Linked DNA regions of Mus musculus: region 2 is linked to region 1. The links are chromatin contacts, found by Hi-C in ENCODE. All regions are on one chromosome and are shown on one strand. The core of a region is the stretch at or near the end of the contact, and the rest is flanking DNA. Distances in the headings are between cores, read along the strand shown. Region 1 holds the start of Ackr2 (atypical chemokine receptor 2). Region 2 holds the start of 1700048O20Rik (RIKEN cDNA 1700048O20 gene).

What was found. A loop is a pair of places that touch in the nucleus more often than their neighbours do.
Region 2: a loop to region 1 is called in a map of CH12.LX, with 2.2 times the contacts of the local background. The contact joins the promoter of 1700048O20Rik here to the promoter of Ackr2 in region 1. A Hi-C loop is called at or near these places in 1 of 37 maps with a recorded cell type or tissue (CH12.LX).

Annotation. Positions count from the first base shown.
Region 1 is chr9:121,896,384-121,902,978 of GRCm38, forward strand. It overlaps Ackr2 (atypical chemokine receptor 2), which reads left to right and starts at 1,972. Exons shown (of 4, transcript NM_001276719.1): 1 at 1,972-2,120; 2 at 5,654-5,765.
Region 2 is chr9:121,932,538-121,939,150 of GRCm38, forward strand. It overlaps 1700048O20Rik (RIKEN cDNA 1700048O20 gene), which reads left to right and starts at 4,738. Exons shown (of 5, transcript NR_033553.1): 1 at 4,738-4,782; 2 at 5,439-5,625.

The DNA.
Region 1 (6,595 bases), core at 722-3,221:
CACACATACATACTCACATACACACCCATACATACACACATATACACACACAAATGCACACATAAACACATACTTATATACAAACATACACACATATACACACATACATACACACATACACACACATACATACACACATACACACACATACATACACACATATACACACAAACACATCACACACAAACACACATACATACATATACATGCACACACATACACACACATATATACACATATACACACATACACACACACAAACATACACACATTATTTTTTAAAAAGGAAATAAGTTGACTTAGCTTAGTGTTCAGAGGGTTCAAGTGTGTGGGGCCAGCATCTGACCCACTCTGGTGAGCGGCTTCAAGGCAGATGGCATGAAAGTACTGAGAACTTATCAGATGGCCAGGCAGGAAGCAGGAGCAAGAGCCCAGACAACTGAACTGATTCAGTAACAGCCCATGCTTGAAACCTTCCAGCACCAAAGCCTTCTAAGGTCACTGCCTCCCCTGAGACCTATTTCTTAAGGTCCCTCCTTCTCCTTTCCACAGCCGCCCTGGGGACTAAATATGCAGAATATAATATGGGGCATGTACAAACCACATCCAAACTGTGACACGTATTGGTTAGGTGATAGTCTGGGTCAGTGTTCTTTTACAGTCATTAGCTCTCTTGCTGTGTTTATGCGACACCAGCATTTGCGAAAGCTAGCTGACTTCTATATATGGATGCTGCTTCTAAAATTAGGTTTAAAATAAGCAAAGAGAGGGGTGGGTGAGGCCCTAGAACTTTAGCTGATCCCTGGGAGGGAAGCAGGCTCTGGGCTCTTGTGGAACACTCCCTGAGCCTTATTCTCTGATAACTGGTGTTTAGCGTCATGAAAGGTCTGGTCCTCCTCTGTCTGAGAGAAAACCCATCAGGTCTTGCCCTCCAGTCTGATAGTCTGTGGACTCAAGAGAAAGACAAATATCTAAGTTCATGTTCACTTCTCTTGTCTGAAGGACCAAAGCCGCCCTAAGCCCAGTGCTGACATGGGCCTGTAACCTCAGGGGCAGGTGGATGGTAAATTCAAATGGCAGCCTGAGCTACATACCAAGTCTGAGGTCACTGGACTACAAAGTGATATTCTTTCTATAAAAGAACATAAATATGGTGTGGTGGCACACACATATGCCCAGTATTAATGAGTTGGAAGCAGGAGGACAGCTTTGGCTATGTGAGACTGTCTGGACGATTAACCAACCAACCAACCAACCAACCAACCAACCAACCAATCAACCAACCAACGAAGACATCAGTCACTTCTAAGGTGTTAACTGTGGAGTGTGGGCTTGGTGCATGGCAAGCTCCAAGTGATCAGCAGGGCAGTCATTCTGGCACTACCAGGTATTATGGCTCCTTTGAAGGCAAAGCATTTGCCAAACAGAGCACTGACACATGGCTTGGTGGCCTGGACCACAGGAGAGAGGAGTCAGCCGAAGACTGCTGAGTGTACAGCCAGCAGCATATTGCACACCCACCCACACTGGTCCATCCATCCATCCATCCATCCATCCATCCATGCATGCATGCATGCATGCATTCATTCATTGCAGGCGAGTTCCCCAGTTGGTTGAGGGAGCAGATAACAAAACAGCTGGCAGAGCCACCTTGAGATGGTGGAAGAAGGGAGAGGAAGGATAGGGCAGGGAGCCTGGGAGACGAGGCTGCCACTTTGCTGACCCGTGTGCACAGACACAGCACAGTGGGGAATCCCACTGAGGGGGCCTAGACAGACAAAGGTGAATGCTGGGTAGAGTGCAGAAGATCAGCTAGGTGTCCAGAAAGCTGCAAGGTTGAGTTAGCTTGCTTGGCTCACTGCTGGGACATAGAGGACTGTGCTTTCCAGGGTTATTGGACTGCTCTTGGGGCACTCCTTCCTGGGGTGGGAGTCATTAGAGCTTGGCTCAGTGCAGCGGATGGGAGGACTTACCAGGGAAGAGCGACTTCCCCAACCCCAGGAAACCAGGATGTGTGTCCTGAGACTCCTGCTCACTCTGCACGTCCCTGAAGAAGAGACAACAGCCACTGGGCCCTCTCAGACTCCGGCGGATGTCCTGGGGCAAACAGTCTGGCTCTGGTAGGTCTGGCAGCCCTTGGGGAGGGTGGTGCTGCTCGGCGTCTACAGTGGTCCCGGTACCCAGGACCTGGGTACTGGGAGAGGGAGGCATGGAGCGATTTCCTCTCCAGGGAGAGCCCCCTCCCCTTCTTTGGGACCCTGCATTGTGAATTCCAAGGGTCAGATAGGGTCCATGGCCTCTCACCCAGGGCTGCGATTCACTCTGTCATCATCGTCGTCATCGTCGTTGCCTTCTCCTTCTCCTTCTCCTCCTCCTCCTCCTCCTCCTTCTTTTCTTTCTTTCTTTCTTTTTTATTTTTTGGTTTTTTGAGAAAGGGTTTCTCTGAATAACCCTAGCTGTTTTGGAACTTACTTTGTAGACCAGGCTGTCCTCAAACTCCGAAATCTGCCTGCCTCTGCCTCCCAAGTGCTAGGATTAAAGGCGTGTGCCACCACAGCCCAGCTCACTCTGTCTTCTTGCTGGAATTAGAGGCAAAAAAACTGGGTTTTGACAGTCCTACTAAGCCAGGCTCAGACTCCATTTCCCGGTATGGCAGGTAGGAAGGCAGGAGTAAAAAGCAGAGATAGATTTATTCAAATGTGGCTACACTGGAAGGGGCAGAGTAAAGGGGTCCAGTGACTCACTCCCCAGTTCATCTTTGGGGTCCTGACATGAAGCTTAGGTTTGAACAGAAGGTGAGAGGCTTGTATGGCTCAGCAGTCCCAGGCAAGGTCTTTTCCAGGTGAGAAACCTATGGCTCAGAGGAGTGGGTAGCCATCTGGGAAAGTGCTTTAGTCGTTTTCTATCTCTAGGGATGATAAAGGTGATTCGTTTTAAACTCAGGAAAATGGCAAGGAGGAGGTTTAAAAAACAAAACAAAACAAAGCAAACAAACAAACAAAAACAGGGAAGAGGCTGGAAACCCTGCGAGTGCCTGCTCTCCCATGTGGAGGGTTGTGCTGGGATCATGGCTGCTCCCTGGGAGGTTATCAGCACCAGGCATTTCAATGAAGCCAGGAACCCCTGAGGAATTCAGACTCAGGGAGTGTGGGTGGGTGGAGAGGTCCTATCACGCTGAGGACCAACTGTGGCTGCAGACGGGGCTCTGGGCACGAACAGAGAGGACTATGGACTTAGCATCATCTCCAACTTTTCTTGTGTCTATATAGTACATTCTACACTGGACATTTTACTTTTATTTATTTGTGTATGCGTGTGCTTGTGGAGGTCAGAGGTCAACCTCGGTGTCATTTTTTTTAGGCTTTTTTTTTTTTTTTTTTGAGACAGGGTCTTTCACTGGTCCAGAACCCACTTAACATTTTGAGGCTGGAGAGGGAGATGGCTTAGTGGTTAAAGGCACTTCTGGACGTCCCAGGTTCAGTTCCTGGAACTCAAATGGTAGCTTACTACTGTCTGTAACTATAGTTCCAGAGGATCTGACACCCTCTTATGGCCTCTGTGGCCATCAGGCACACATGTGGTACACATCCGTCAAACCAGGCAAAATATTCAGTTACATAAAATAAAAAAGAAGAAGAACATGCTAAAAGAGGAGAGCTTGGCATTGTGCACACCTGTAGTGCCAGTGCTGGGATACAGAAACGGGAGGACAGCAAGTGTGGCCAGCTCGCACTGCGAGTGAGGGAGACTTTGCTTCAACTAACAAAGTTAAGAGGATAGCCCATGATCCAGGCATGGAGACCAGAGCCCCAAGTGGCTCTGTCTGAGATGCGCCATGGTCCTGCATGCCCTGTGAAACTGGAACACCACCTCTTGCCTCACTGCCTTGGGGAGTACCTAGCCCCATGGAGACTTACCGAGATGGGTTACTGTTCTCAGCTAGACTTCCTCTAAATCTGTATGAGTAGACCTTGCACATCCAGGCTTACTGTGAAGCTCTTCTTAAGGGGACATTGAGGGTGTGGTGGTGGTGGTGGGGTAAGGAGGTTATTGGAAGAGTCCTTAACTCAGTGGACAGACAGACAGACACCAGCATGGCTGTGAAGAAACCAGAACCCCTGTTGCAGAGGTGGAGTCTCTTCCTGTCTGGTTCTGAGGATGGAGGTGGTTTGACAACACACACCTGCAGCCGAGGCTGTCGGACATGTGGCCACCAGTGCCCCTCTGGTGTTGTCTCGCCTCCCTAGGTGAGAGATCCTGGCACCTGTGAGTCCTTTAGCTAGGGGCTGAAAGGCAGCCTCTCAGTAGGAGCCTGTGCTATCTGTGGGGGGAAGGAAGGGCTGTGGCCTGGTAGTAGCTGGGTTCTGACATCGTGTCTTCAAAGCCCTTGCTGTGTGTCCTTGGGAATGTCACTTTCCATCTCTGTTCAGCCCTTCCCCAGGAGGCTCCTTGATTGTTTTGGGGCACCCCTAAGCCCACAGAGGGCAGTCTCATCAGGTCTTAGTGCCTCAGGTTTGAGTCAGAGGTCTTGACAGAGGCCTCTGGAAGCCACACAAAGAGACAATGACTAAGGATTTTAATGCATTAAAATCCCTTTCTGGGACACACTTGTTAGGGCCCAGGATTGACTGCAAGGATTATGGCAAGCTGAACCGGTAAGCCAACTATGCTGGACAGTGAAGCTGACTAGTGGGGTCCTGGTTTCCCCTGCAGGCTGGCTGGGCCTGGAGTTTCCAAAGCATCCCCAACACCCCCCAAACCCTGTCCCTGCATGGGTCATTCTATGTCCCCTTCCTAACTCCTCAGGTCAGAGGCAGTGAGTGGTTGCCTTTGCTGTGCCCCATGGGTGTTGGGCTTGTTTTCCCATCCGGGAACCATCAGCCCTTGAGGCATCTCCCAGTGAGGCAGCTTAAGCAGGCGCAGTTTAATATATCCAGTCAGTTCCTTCCACCCAACTCCCCACACTGATTTTCCTTGGACTCCCAGCTCAGCTTGGTTTGGCTGAGTGACTTTGGCAACTCCCTTGGCCTCTCGGTGTCTGGTCCCCTCATAGAGATAAAACTGTACTTACCCTAGTGAATGACGGCAGGAGAGAAGCTGTGAGAACAGACCCTGGTCTGTAGTAAGCTCGTGTAATTGTTGGGTGGTGTTACAAGTGCTGGTAGAATTTAGTAACTGATGGTTGCCCACGCCCTTGATGGATGGAGGAAGGAGAGAGCCCAATACTGCCCCCAGGACACTAGAGACAGGCTTCTGGGGCCTGGCACAGCCTGCCTGTGTGTAGCTGTTTTGAGGTCAAAGGATGCTCTGCAGCTAGCTAGTTTCTGGGGCTGTCCCAATGTCTCCAGGTACCGTTGAGCCCAGAATGATGTCAAGAATGCAAGAGCAGTAGGCTGAGAGCTAGAGGGGCCGTCTGAAGCTAAGCAAGAGTGGCTTTTGGGTTTGGGGAGCCTCCTGGGGGAGGGTGGAGTGGGTGGAGGTCCTGGGATGGTCATGCTCTGGGTCACAGGCTCCTGAGGCTGCTGGGGGCAGAGGTGGCCCAGCTGTGCCTGGGAGGAAATAAGATCAGAAAGGAAAAGATGACTGGAGAGGGAGGAGAGGAGGTGGCCACACCATTTAAATCCTGTCATTTTGCTGATTTCATCCTCTCCAGTCCTGTTCTGAGGAGTTCTGGAGACACAGCTGTCACATTTGCAGCCCCCAGACTTAGGAGGAGCCAGCTCTGTGTCCAGAGGGTGACGGAAAGCTGTCCAGGAGTACCTTGTGTGAGTGCTGGGGACCTGGTGGGGTGTGCAGGGAGGGGTGGCTTTGTGGGGTCCTTAAATCATAGCTTGGTTTCCTGGTCCTGGGCAGGCCAGCAGAGGCACTGTCCACTAGAATTGATCAGATAAGCTACTTTTACATTCCAGAAGCTCATCTTGTTTGTTTGAACAGTTTGTACATGTCACAGGTTGCATAACTCACAGCACTTTCTACTGGGATGGATTGAGATCAGCCCTTTGGGGGACCCACCTACTTGGCTCTTAGCTGGTGTCTGGTGGTAGTGGGAGGAGGAGGTTTGCCCAGCATTAACTCTGGGGCTTGAATCTGTGACTCAGTAAAGTTTCAACAGGCAACTTGCGTTGAGTGTGGGGGTATGCAAGCATAGGGAAACCTCCATTGTGGCATCTGCCACACTTCTGGTGTCTTCTGTCCCCGACTGAAGTGCTGGTTACTGTGTGAGAGCCTGCCAACTCCATATGCCAGTTGCACACCTGAGGGGCTGCCTCAGCCTCCTGAGTTGTCTCTGGCCTAAGTTGTTCAGGGTAGAACTCCACTGTGGGAGCCATGTCCCTCAAATTTAAGCTTAGTCTGTTGGAAGGGAACCTCAGGCTAAGCGATGGCATTTCCCCAGTCCACCCAGCTCATTGGAGGCTTCGGGAATTGGGTGTTACCTCTCCATGCCTGTTTCACCCTCTGGAACATGGAAGTCATTGTGTTAGCCTTTGAGCATCCTGTGACGAAGTTCCAGCATTCTCATGTCGTATGGCACGGCCCACGAGGCCACGTGCTTCGAGGATGGAACTATTGTTTGTTGGTTTGATTTTGTTTCTGG
Region 2 (6,613 bases), core at 3,488-5,987, 39 kb after region 1:
TACATGCACGCATACAAATACAGGAACTGCTGACCTAATTGGATGTGTCTGGTGCGCATAAGACACGCAGAAGCATAGAGAACAGGAGAAGCACCTGGCAGAGGTGCACCTGGAGAAGCACCTGGAGAAGCACCTGGCAGAGGTGCACCTGGAGAAGCACCTGGAGAAGCACCTGGAGAAGCACCTGGAGAAGCACCTGGAGAAGCACCTGGCCACACTGGTTATGGAGCTGTGGAAGGTGAGGAGCAGCCTTCGTTAACAGGGAAATACCAGGATCAGCAAGAAAGCTCAGTGTGCAAAAGCAACTCCTGGGCCCCACAATAGAAGGAGAATTCTCAGATTGTCCTCTAACCTTCCCATGCACAGACTCACATGTACATACATGAAACATGCTCAAACACACATGTGCACACACATGAACAAGTATACATCTACACACACGCACACACACATGCACAAATATACATCTATACGCATGCACACATACACAAATACACACATGCACACACATAACTGGCACAAACACATGTACACACACGTACACACATGTACACACTCAGTTTTTTAGAAGGAGAGAACATCTTAGGGCTCAAGGAGTCAGGACAGAGATAGAGACCATTAATTTCTCTTTACCATTCTCTCAGGCTACAAATCATTTCTCACTTCCCAGAATCCTCTAAATAGCTACTAGTTCTGGAGACGACCAGCCTCAGCAAGAAAGAGCACAGCGGGTTCAGCTCTAAACATGGGCATGTCACTGTTGGCCTCATTGATAATACTGGTTTTTCACAGTGTTAGAAATACTGTTCAGGGTCACAAAGAAAGAGACCACCTAACTAGGGCTTTATCATTGTGATAGAAAAATGACCAGAAGCGACTTGGGGGAGAAAGGGCTTATTTCATTTTACATTTCCATCTTACAGTTTATCACTGAGGGAAGTTAGAGCAGGAGCTTAATTAAGCAGGACACGGACTGAAGCAGAAACCATGGAGTGGCGCTCCTTGCTGGCTTGTTCTTATGGCTTGCTCATCCTACTTTCTTGTACAATCCAGGAGCACCTGCTAAGGGGGGCACAGTCCACAGTGGGCTGGGTTCACCCACACCAATCATTAATCAAGACAAGGCTAGTCTGATGGAATTATTTTCTCCTGAGGTGCCCCTCTCCAGATGAATGTAGTTTATATCAAGTTAACCAAAACCAAACCAAACCAGAACAATAGGACATTTCATGTTTGTGAGTTTTGACTCCAGTTACGGCTCTTTGTGGACCAATGCTACATTTTTCTTTGAAATTTATTTACTTTTGACTAGCTATAAAGAAAGCCTTTATCATAGCAAAAATGAGATTATCAACGGGTATTCAGTAAAGAGCAAATTTCCTTATTACTCCTGTCTCTTGGTTCTTCTCAGTCAATCACAATCACCTACTTTGCATCTTTCTGGAAATGCTCTTTATCATTGGCCCTTCTCATTGAAAACTGTATTTTCTGTAGGAGACACTGCAGAAAGACATCACCCAGGAGAGCTATTTTAGAAGTCTCAACAGTGACTGTTTCTTCTAATCTGTCCAGTGTCCCTTACGAAAACCATTTGTGGATAATCCCCACTTCCTGTCACCCTACACTATCCTGCTTCCTCGAGGTCAGCCTATGATGTCTTCGAGGGCAATACCCCCTTCACAACTAGATCTTTAATCTTTCCCCTCTGCTCATCATCTATCCAGCACCCAGCCATTTATAAAAACAATGAGAAGATTTCCAGTCCCTAGTCCTTTAAGAACTCTTTCACCCCTGCCTAACAGACCCCACCTACCACCACACTCCCTCAGCCACTCTCTGCCTGCACTGTCCCCTTCCTCCCTCTGGCACCTACTATACCATTACTGTATTTGGATACAGTACAGTATTTGGATACAGGCAACTCAACCCAACTCATCACCACACCACATCACCACTGTCCCCTTCCTCCCTCTGGCACCTACTATACCATTACTGTATTTGGATACAGTACTGTATTTGGATACAGGCAACTCAACCCAACTCATCACCACATCTGTTGACTCAATGTTGTTCGAGGTTAAACTCCAGGTATACAAGGGCCCCTAATTTGTTCTTATACAACCTTCAACCCAACTTGAGGCTGTCCTATCTGGAGAATATTTCATCTTAAAATAAAAAAATGAGAGCACTGTCCAAGAAAACTGAGATGTATTCTCTCAGACATTTCTCATGTCTCCATACCCTTTTTTGTACTCTTGTCTCAGCTATTCAGGAGATTTCTTCTGTAGAACATCAACTTGTGTTTATCCCCCAGGTCTGGCATCTGTACTTCTGTTTTCCAATGTATGGACACTGAATTCCTCCCCAACGATCAAACCGAAATGATCTCCCTTTTTGCCTCAATTCTCTCCTCAACCCCAATCTCCTCCCACTGACGGCTCTTCTTGTCTCAGGCATCTCTTCTGTCCTTGGTGCAGACAGCTGGCATTTCCCCAACTCTCTTACTTCCAAAAGCTTTCCATGGCTGTTTCTGAAATCCCAGATGGAATAGCTGCCATTATCACAACCATCTGGAACCAAAGAGACTCACTGCAGGTGTCATTCTTAGAAATTACAGAGCCCTGAATCTTCTTCCGACAGAGAAAGAGAGTACCCATTTCTTCCTCCAGCAAGAGTGCTACTTCTCTATAAACCATCCCAGGGTAGACTGAGACATGGCAAGAAGATGGCACGCAGAACATCCAAACCCTGCCAGCATCCCACCTCGTAAGCACAATGGTTCAATGGGGGTGATGGCAACCCTGGCTGGCTACCCTTTTATTTATTCTCCTTATTTCCCTATTATTAGCCTTTGTATCCTGTCTTTCAAAAGCATATTTATTTTTATTTATGCGTATGTGTGGGTGTATCTGCATGTGTATGCACATATATGTATGGTGCCCCAGGAGGCTAGAAGACAGCACTGGAGACATAGACAGTTGTGAGCCACCTGACATGGGTTCTGGAAACTGAACTCTGTTCCTCTGCAAGAGCAGCAAGTGCTCTTAACTACCAAGTCATCTCTCCAGCACCTGAACCTGTGGTTTAAACTAACCCAGGGGTTGGAGCAGCAGTTAACAGAACTCGGTGCTTTTTCAGAGGACTGAGTTTTGGTTTCCCGTACCCACATGGCATCTAACAACCACCTGTAACTCCATTCCAAAGGACCTAATATTCTTTTCTGGCCTTTGTGGGCACTACATGCACACGGTGCACAGACATGCAGGTAAAACACCCGTACACATAAAATAATAAATGAGATATGGGCTATCTAAGCCCTTTGTCCTCTTCAGACTGAACCCCTTGATTCAGGACACCACCAAAAGTCATGGCAACAACATCTGGCTCCTCCAAAATCTCTAATTCCAAAATCTGTTCCATGGCAACATCCCAATTCAGCCCAAAGCAGCCCTCTGAAATCTATGCCTGAAGTCTGGCCCCATTGCTCTCCCAACCCATCACAAAACAAACGGCAGAAAATATCAGCTCTAGTGGCACCAAGTCACATTTAGTGACATCTTGTCCCCATGTGCCACACCTTAGCTGATGCCCTGATTCTTACCACCTGCCAGCTGAAATACCCTGCTCCGCAAACAGTGGCCTCACTGCAAGCTCAGCTCTCCTAGAAATGGCTAACCTCATTTTCTCATCTCTAGAGCCTCACATTACCTCTTTCCTGACCTGTAGACACAGGTCTATAAGTGAGGGGTGGGGGGAGGGCAGGTGCTCTGTGGAGTTGCTTATCCCTTGTCTCTGCATCTCTACTCTAACAAAGAAAAGTTGAGCATGAGTAAGAGATAGAACAGTATAAAGCTCAACCCCTCTCGGAGATATCAGAGGTGGCAGCAGGAGCCAGGCAAGCACGCCCATTGCTGGTGCTTGAGTCTGCATCTGGGAAGCCCAGTCTAAATAAGTCTACAAATTTTTTGCACCACTTTTTTTTTTTAATGTTAAATGTCTTTGTGGTACACAATGAGATCACTTAGTTCAAGCCTGGACTTCTGTTCAACTGGCCCTCAAGGTTTCTTGGAAGGCATCCATACTTTCTAAATGAATCCAGCCACATTCAGATCTTCCACACCTCTGACTCCTCCTATAGGTCCTTGTAAGTGGTTCTGCCCAGATGGCAGGGAAACCTGGGCCTTGGAAGCCCAGGAACCGCACAGTTCTGAGGGGGAAGGGTCAGGTATCCCAGTGGAAGGGAACCCTGAGACACGGCCGATAGGAAGCCTCCTCAGCAGAGGCATTGTAGCTCCCAGGGGAAGGTAGCCCTGCTCCACTTTCTCACTCGGTTCCATCTTTTTATTGCTTCTTGGCTTTTCCTGATGAGAGAGTCACGATAGGTGGAAAGTCTCATGAAAGAGATTTATTCAGGGTAAGGAGGGATGAATCCAGACATGGCTGGCTGCCCTCTGTTCCCAGAAGCAGACAGCAGAGAATTGGACAAAGGGCAGGGCTTATGTAGAATTTCTTAGGAGGCAAAGCTTTTCAGAGCAGAGATTTCCCGGATGAGGATTGGTGAGATTTCAAGTCCTGAGTTTGGGGAGCTCAGGGATTGGTGGGTTCTCCTGCTCAGGGATTGGTGGGTTCTCCTGCTCAGGGATTGGTGGGTTCTCCTGCTCAGTGATTGGTGGGTTCTCCTGCTCAGTGATTGGTGGCTTTTTTCCCCACCACCTTTTCCCTGCATTAGACCTATGGGTTAGGATGAGAGGTCCTTCCTGGCTGCAGGTGGCTTTGGTTGAGGTAGCATCTCTGTGGAACTGCTGGGGAGGTGGAGAGGAGGTGCTGCCACTGTGGACAGCTCCTGTGGGATAGATAGTTCCTAAGGCTGTAGGCTGAGGCAAGAAAGGTGTTGCCACCATAGACAACTCTTGAGGGACAGCTCCTGCTGATGGCGGGAAAGGGGATGAGCCTCCTGCAGACTGAGGAAATGTCCTCTTGCTGCCATTCTTTGACAGTTCCGGAGGGGCATCTTACTGGCTATAGGTTGGAGCAGGAAGGAGGGGCTGGCTGCCACTTGGACTGATTTGCAGAGTGCTTGCTTCTTCCAGACAGCTCCTGCTGAGGTGGGAAAGGAAATGTGCCACCTGTGTCAGTTGCAGGCAGAAGAGGTGTTGTGGAGACGTCATTTTTGACAGCTCCTGTGGGCATCTTGTAGGCTGGGACAGGAAGGAGGGGCGGGCCACCGCTTTGAGGGGTTTGTAGCGCTGCTTAGGAACTTCAGTTAGAAACAGAGAAAAGCAGCCTTGTATGGGTGAGCCATGTAGGGTGGGAAAATGTTTAGCATCTTCAATAGGGAGTCAGCCCTCCTGCTCCTAAGTTCACTTGGGCAGGTCCACTGCCCACTGCTCAGTGGAATAAACAACCTTTCTTCTTGCTCTTGCCTCCTCTCTGACGAGGTCGCTTTGTCAAGAAGCCTGACTCTCGCTAGACCACGCACAGCGCGATCAAGATTATGGGGTCCTCCAAGATTCCTAGAGAGACTCACAGAGGATTGGCCGGTCGGTGAGATGATGTATTTCCGGGCCAGGAATCTTTAAAACCTGAGAGCGTGGATGGTGAGAGGCCGTTAGAATCCCTCCGTAGGTGAGTGTGAGGAAACATGAGGAAGGCTTGGTTGGCATGGACCTGAGGGAGGGAAGGTGGTCCTCTTGGGCCCCAGGCTTGCCTACCGGGGTGCTGGAGAGAGGGGCGCGGTCTGAAATGGAAAGAGGGCGCTGTGGACGCGACGCCTGGGCGGGAAGAGGGCGCTGAGGGTCAAAGGCTTCTACAGCCTAACTACAGGGAGAGACATGGAGGCCCCAATGAGGCTGGGCAGGGAGGGTGACACCCGGGTCGGTGAGGAAGAGGCTTGGAGCAGAACAGCTTGAGATGCAGGCAGGAAGATTGTGCAGGAAAATGGCACAGTGGGCCTTAAGCAGGCGGACCTGAAGTGTAGGACAAGGCAGCGGAGGACATGGCATTTTTGTCAGGGTGTCTTCCATGACTTAAACCTTAGTGCTGCTGATTAGTGTGTTAATGTTAATTCCCAAAAAGGTATTTGTAAGAAAGCACCTAATGTGTGTTGGATCTAACAGTTTTCGATGTTTATATGAAAAATGTCTTGACTTAGCTCTTTGTACCGTCCTTTATACTCTTCATATTTTTATCTGTTAGATATCCATGCCACAGGCAGTTGTTCACATCTCAGGTATTATCTTCAAGCACAAATCTCGCCCATCCACTCCTCTGAACGACAGCAGGCTTACTTTCTAATTATTAAAGGATGAATTTACCCAGAGCAGAAAATATAACTAAGAAACGAGACTGCTTTGCTTCCCTGTACTAGAATATTTGAAATCATATTGTGAAGTTCATAGATTTCTTTAACAGGATAGTGTTTTCCTTCTCACTGCTACTGTTATAAAATTGAACAAATATACCACAATCTCTAGCCAGAAAACATAAAAATATTCCTAATAAACCACCTTTAAATTGTTTGACTTGCTTTACAAAAAAAGATAGTAATTATTATTAAGTAGCAAGGGGCTAGGCTGGTTCTTAGGTCTGTCAGTATTCACTGGATTTTATGTAT